2 separate regions of the Homo sapiens genome follow, and region 1 is linked to region 2. Evidence: read pairs that join two places in POLR2A ChIA-PET (ENCODE). Cell type or tissue: A673. All regions are shown on one strand. Links, peaks and the distances in the headings refer to the core of each region. The heading gives the core; the rest is flanking DNA. Region 1 overlaps HDAC9 (histone deacetylase 9). Region 2 has its middle 80 kb from the start of FERD3L.

Evidence for each region. Peaks named below come from ENCODE experiments on the same cell type or tissue, not always from the same donor. Only the 100,000 strongest peaks of a DNase experiment are listed, where the experiment ranks them.
Region 1: POLR2A ChIA-PET joins it to region 2 with 17 read pairs; 1 of 35 experiments calls an interaction of 5 or more read pairs at or near these places.

Annotation. Positions count from the first base shown.
Region 1 is chr7:18,847,196-18,850,126 of GRCh38, reverse strand. The region is part of intron 21 of HDAC9 (histone deacetylase 9); the gene reads right to left. Among named protein-coding and RNA genes, the nearest start is that of HDAC9-AS1, 53 kb to the left of the region's middle. RefSeq lists an enhancer at 2,520-2,931. In A673, for the core only: no CTCF peak of the experiment used is centred there; no DNase peak of the experiment used is centred there; H3K27ac peaks cover 134 bases.
Region 2 is chr7:19,223,701-19,226,631 of GRCh38, reverse strand. No RefSeq gene overlaps it. Among named protein-coding and RNA genes, the nearest start is that of FERD3L, 80 kb to the right of the region's middle. In A673, for the core only: no CTCF peak of the experiment used is centred there; no DNase peak of the experiment used is centred there; H3K27ac peaks cover 611 bases.

The DNA of each region.
Region 1 (2,931 bases), core at 131-2,630, 380 kb after region 2:
CTTCGTGTTTGCTTATTTGTGTTTTCTTTTTTTTTTTTTTTTTTTACTCAGGCTTTTAAAGACATTGGTTGAATACTTACAGATACAGTAAAATGAAAGGGCAATTTAAGCAAACTACTAAGGACTTTGCTGACATACTGCTTTGATAGCTGTAATATCTTTTGAATAAATATGTGATAACCACAGCTGTGGTTTAATAAAGTTCAGGACATCTGTACATCTACAAATGTTATCTTTGGAAACAAAATGGCATTGCCACACCATGATACGCATAGGGTCCACTCCCAAAGCCAAGTTCTTTTCTAACCAGGAAAAGTAATACATTCTAACATTTAATGTCTTATTTCGGGGTGTGCTTTCTCATCATGGAGAGTATGAACTTAATGGAAATTCTCCCCTTTTTGACATAAACAAGTATTTTTTTCCTCAGCAAAATGTAGTTATGAATAACAAATGAAGTCTTAAAAGTTTGTAAGTCGACAAATTGATTTACCTATAAAACCAATTATATGTTCACACTGCCATTAGTTGCTAATTGTAAGAGTTTTTAAAAAACCAAAGCCATCTTTTTTATGTGTCATATCTGATCTAAAAAAGTGTGGGAGATATGTGCCCATACTTAAGCTGAAACAAAATATACTCAGCTGAAACAAAAAATATATGACTGTAAAATATTACCAATTTACTATAATTTTGAATGGCAGTAACTTTACCCTAAGAAAATTCACTGAGTCATTTAATAGTCATAGCAAAGGAAACTGACACTCTTTTCCCTCTCTTGTTAATTCTGTTTCTCTTCCTTTCTTTCTTTGTCTTTAGGGTGTGTTATCTAAGAACCACTCACATGTAATCAGTGGAAAAAGGAGAAGACAGTCCGTAGAATATGGATTGTGGTATGCTCAGTTTATGTGATAACACAATATTATAATGACATGTAATATAATGTACTTATTTTACTAAAGTGACTGTGAGAATCTTAGGGGCAGATGTGTTTTACTTACTTTTATCATGTTTACTGAATTAGCGATGGACTGTTTAAAATGCCCACTAAGTTTGCTACTTATATCTATCAGAATTTTTCAAACTGTGTTCTATAGAATGTTAGTTTTCATGATACTTACAGATGTTGGGTGAAGAGATGTGGGGAGCTGGGAGTTTCATGTTCAAATAATTTGAGGAAGAATGCATTAAATAATGTAAAATTACTACTGGAATTCCTGCAGTTGTTAACATGAATTTACATATTATATGTCTTCAATTAGAGATTTTTCCCTATAGGATATTCTTTATTGTTGAGAAACACTTATTAACATTTCTTGTATCCAGTGTTTAGCAAAATATGGTTTGGAAGATACTTTTTTTGGTAATTTAAGTCCATTAGTGGGTTGCTTGGTTTCTCATATTAAAGATCTTTATAGTGTCTGTCTTATTCTGCTCAGGTTGCCATTAAAAAAGAAATACCACCAGGTGAGTAGTTTAAACAACATAAACTTAGTTTCTCACAGTTCTGGTGGCTAGAAGTTTGAGGTCAGTGTGCCAGGATGGTTGGGCCCTGATGAGAGCGCTCTCACCGGATTACAACCAGCCCTATCTCGCTGCGTGCACCCATAGCCTTGCCTCGGTGTGTGTGCATGGAGAGAGAGCAAGGAAGCAAGCTCTCTGGTGTCACTGCTCATAAGGGCACCTACCCTCAAGATTCCATCTAACCCTAATTGCCACCCACAGGCCCCAGCTCCAAACACCATCACATTGAGGGTTAGGGGTTCAACATACATGTTTTGGGGGAACACAAACATTTAGACAATAACAGTGCCTAATGAAAAACATACATACTTAAAACGAGCTGAGTATGATCAGATTCTTCTTCTGATCAGAGCTGATATCATGTTCATCACTGGCAAAAATTTGTATAGGGCCTCCTTAATTCCGCTTAGGAAAGGTTAGGAAGCAGAAGCTCAGTTTTGTCTTCCTAATACTGGTCTCCCTGGGTTCCTAATATGGTTCCTTAGGCCCAGACACACATCATCCTAGTGGAGACCTAGGACCCAGTCCACCTGTGCATAACAATACCCAGAAAAGAGTATTGGATAAATGGTTAGCAGGATCATGGATGAAATTGGATCATATTAATGTCAAGTTTACTTAAATAATGCAAAATATACTCAACTTGTTCTTTCATAACGAGTTAAGTCTGATAGAATCGCTCATGACTTTCCTAACCAGAGGTGATAAATAGGGCAGGAAATAGGACTGGACTCCGTGTCCCTTGGCTTTCATAGCATAACCAGATCTCCTCATCTGAGAGGGGTAAGTGTTGAATAGTTACTAATTCATATGTATGCATAATCCATTTTACCAGTTGGACCAAAGGCAGAGCAGCGGCCAGAATGGGGAGGATGGAATCCTCAGTAACACCACAGCTGACCCCTCAGGGGGAGACTTCCTCGTTTTTGCTTCTTGGCTTCAAACTGGTTTGGGAGCCCTTTTGTGTAACCACTTTGTGAGAGACTCTAGAAGCTGGGATTTAATTTTGTAGAGTCTCCTGAGGCGTCTTTATTCCTCAGGGTGTCAGGACAACTCTCACACCACAGGAGGGTTCCTCACTTATTTCCACTTCAAAGGGGCATTAATAATAATCCTCCTTATTACAGAATCCAACCAGACCTTCTGGTGTGATGATTAATTGGGAGGTGTTGTACTCTTTTTTTTCAGTGTATCATGTGCAATCATTTCAGTCCTTAAAAATAAACGTTCTCTCTAAAAAAAAGAAAGGAAAAAGAAAAAAAGGCACAAACAAAAATGTTTTGAAAAGTAATCACTTGTTTAAAAAATGGAAATTGGGGCTTCTGTGTTGTAAGGAATGTATGTGCGTAACGGTGAAATTCAACACTGGTAAATGATCTGACTACCTCAAAGTGAAGTTTTTGCCTT
Region 2 (2,931 bases), core at 187-2,686:
AGCTGTTCCTATTTGGCCATCTTGCCAGCCACTTCTCCAATGCCTTTTAGACAGTAAGTACAAAGTATTTAGGCAGTATTTAGTAAACAGACAGTAAATACAAAGTATAATTTGGAAAATCTGTGCATTGCACTATAGCTTCTTTTGCTCATTTTCAGTAAGTCTTCATTAAAGTTTAAACTGAATGTTCTCTAACTGTTAGAGTTCTCTAAGTAATAGAGGCCAAAAGTCAGCTGAAATAAGAAGATTGACTCCCAGAATGGGAAATTATTCAAGACGTCTGATGATCTTGACTAATGATTTCAGTTATTTAAAAATACTTTGATAATTTTAGTCATTGATTTTGAAAATATAAAATGCTGTTTTTTATACCCGTAGCAATATATTGCAATAAGAAGTATGTAAACTGACTTCTTGATTGATACAACCATAATTGAATTACATTCGGTGAAATCACCAGTTTAATAACTCATTGCTTTTGTGACTTCCCTTTTGATAAAATGGAGATCCTACCTCTTGGTCACCCATGTAATATAACATTAAGTTTCCCCTAAGAGCCTGTGATTGCCCTTAGAATGCCTGTGCCAAGCAGGCTTGATAAGGCCCTCACTATAAAGGAATAGATTACATTTTGCCAAATTTTGCCTGCATCCATGAATAAAGAACTGCATAATTTTGTCTTGGAATTGTCAAGGATCATATAGATGTTTGAGTAGTTTTGAGATCATCTAAGGACTGTGATTATCTCAGAAAAGCACTTAAGTCTTTTGAAGGAAAATAAAACTGATAAAATCTCTCCATAGAATATTTTGAGTTAGAGGTAGGAGGAAGGAAGACAGAGTCTGAAAATACAACCCCCAAAAGATGTAGCATGTAGAATGTAGGAAATTTCCCATTCCATCCACCAATCCCCTTCACCATGTGCATCCCCTCTAACATTCTGATATATCTACACAAAAAATGTAATAGAACCAGGAGCTGGATAAAGTCATCTATGCACACTCTAAAATATAAAGCATGGTTTGATTCTATATGATATGCTATATGTTGCTAGTTTTCCTTCAAATTGGAAATTAAAGTAAAATTACAAACTGTATCTCATGAAAGACATACTGTTACCATCTTCACAAGTGTTTTCTACACTCTACTGTGCCTTTTTTTCATCCTATCTTCTGCCTCTTCCCCAGAATACTTTCCTTTTCTGAGGCTGGAGAACAGGAGTGGCTGTGGGTGATTTTTGTACCTTTTTACCTCTAGTGAAGGGATATCTACACAGAAGTACCCAAAGCTTTTACTCTGATATCTGAATAACAGGAAAAGCTAAAAAGTCGTATAGGGACACATGAAGCTAGAGGAAGGGATTATACAGGTATTGAATTCAGATTTCTTTTCTGTACCACAAAAGACAGATTGATGGCAGAATCCCGGAAGTCACTGGCCTTGAGCCCAGAGTTGAGCTTAGCCAAGGGGCCCAACAGTGACCTTGACTACAGGTCTAAAATCAAGTAGGTCTGAGAATGGAAAAACACTGAATCTCCTCAGCAGGATCATATGTTTTCACAAACTCTCAGCACATAGTTTGAGTTCTTCTTCCTATTAGCTACAAAATCCTGGGTAGGTGTGATCACTAGACAGTTTCTTTCAAGGAGCCTATTAGAGAAATAACATTTTGTCCATCAATGCTACTGGGAAAAAGTAAAAATATGCCATTGCCCTACATCAATGGTTAAAAAAAATTAAAAATAACTCAGTAAGATGGAAATGCTAGAAATAGAAAACCTTTCTATGAAGTTTAATGCCTGCAGTGCTTAAAATTACTCATTAATCCAATTTGCAGAGTTGGTAATCTGATTAAATAAAGCTCTTATTTAGATATGAACTAAATTCCTCCATCTGCTAGAAAACAACTATCATTTAAGTTGCTTTTTCATTGAAATGTGTCTATTTCAGGTCTTATAACCACTAATATGCTTGAATCATAAAATGAAAAAGCCTAACATTTCATGTAAGATAACATTTCCCCAACACGCAAAATATTTTGCAATGTGATCCTCTTCTTAGTTGAAAAATCAAACTTTGGTTTACATCAGAAGAAGTATGAATAATGAAATTGCTATATAGTAAGCTTGAAAACAGATCAGAACAGAAAAAGGCAAATTGGGAAGAGAGGATGCCCTAACTAGACTACTTCAATCCAATCCTATTGCCTGCATAAGTGTTCATTAGTCTTAGAGTTCAGAGCACCAGGACCACGTATGGCCTCCCTCCTTCCCCTGCTCTTAATCTTTATTTCTATCTTTCTCATCCAGATACAATAAAAATAACTAAAATGCATTATTAGGTGATTATTTCATGCAAGTTATTACATTAAATACTTATTAACTAATTTAATTCTCACAAAATCCCCATGAGGTAGATGCTCCTATTATCTCTACTTTAAAGATAAGCAAACTGAATACACCCATGTTAGTAGCAACATTATTTGCAATAGACAAAAGGTAGATGCAACCTAAGTGTTCATCAAGTGATGAAAGGATAAACAAAATGTAGATATGGACAACGGAATATTATTCAGCCTTGAAAAAGAAGGAAATTCTGACACATGCATGAAACTTAAGGACATTATGTTAAGTGAAATAAGCCAGTCACACACCAAAAAAACTACTATATGATCCCACTTGTATGAAGTATCTAGAACAGTCAAATTCATAGGACTGAAATTAGAAGGGTGGTTTCCAGGGGCTGGGGAGAGTAAGGAAGGGAGATTTATTGTTTAATGGATATAGAGTTTCAGCTTTGCAAGATGAAAAGAGATCAGAAAATTCGTTGCACAACAATGTGAATGTACTTCACGCTACTCAATGATACACTTAAACATGATTAAGGTCATAAATTCTATGTTATATGTATTTCTATGTTATATGTATTTGT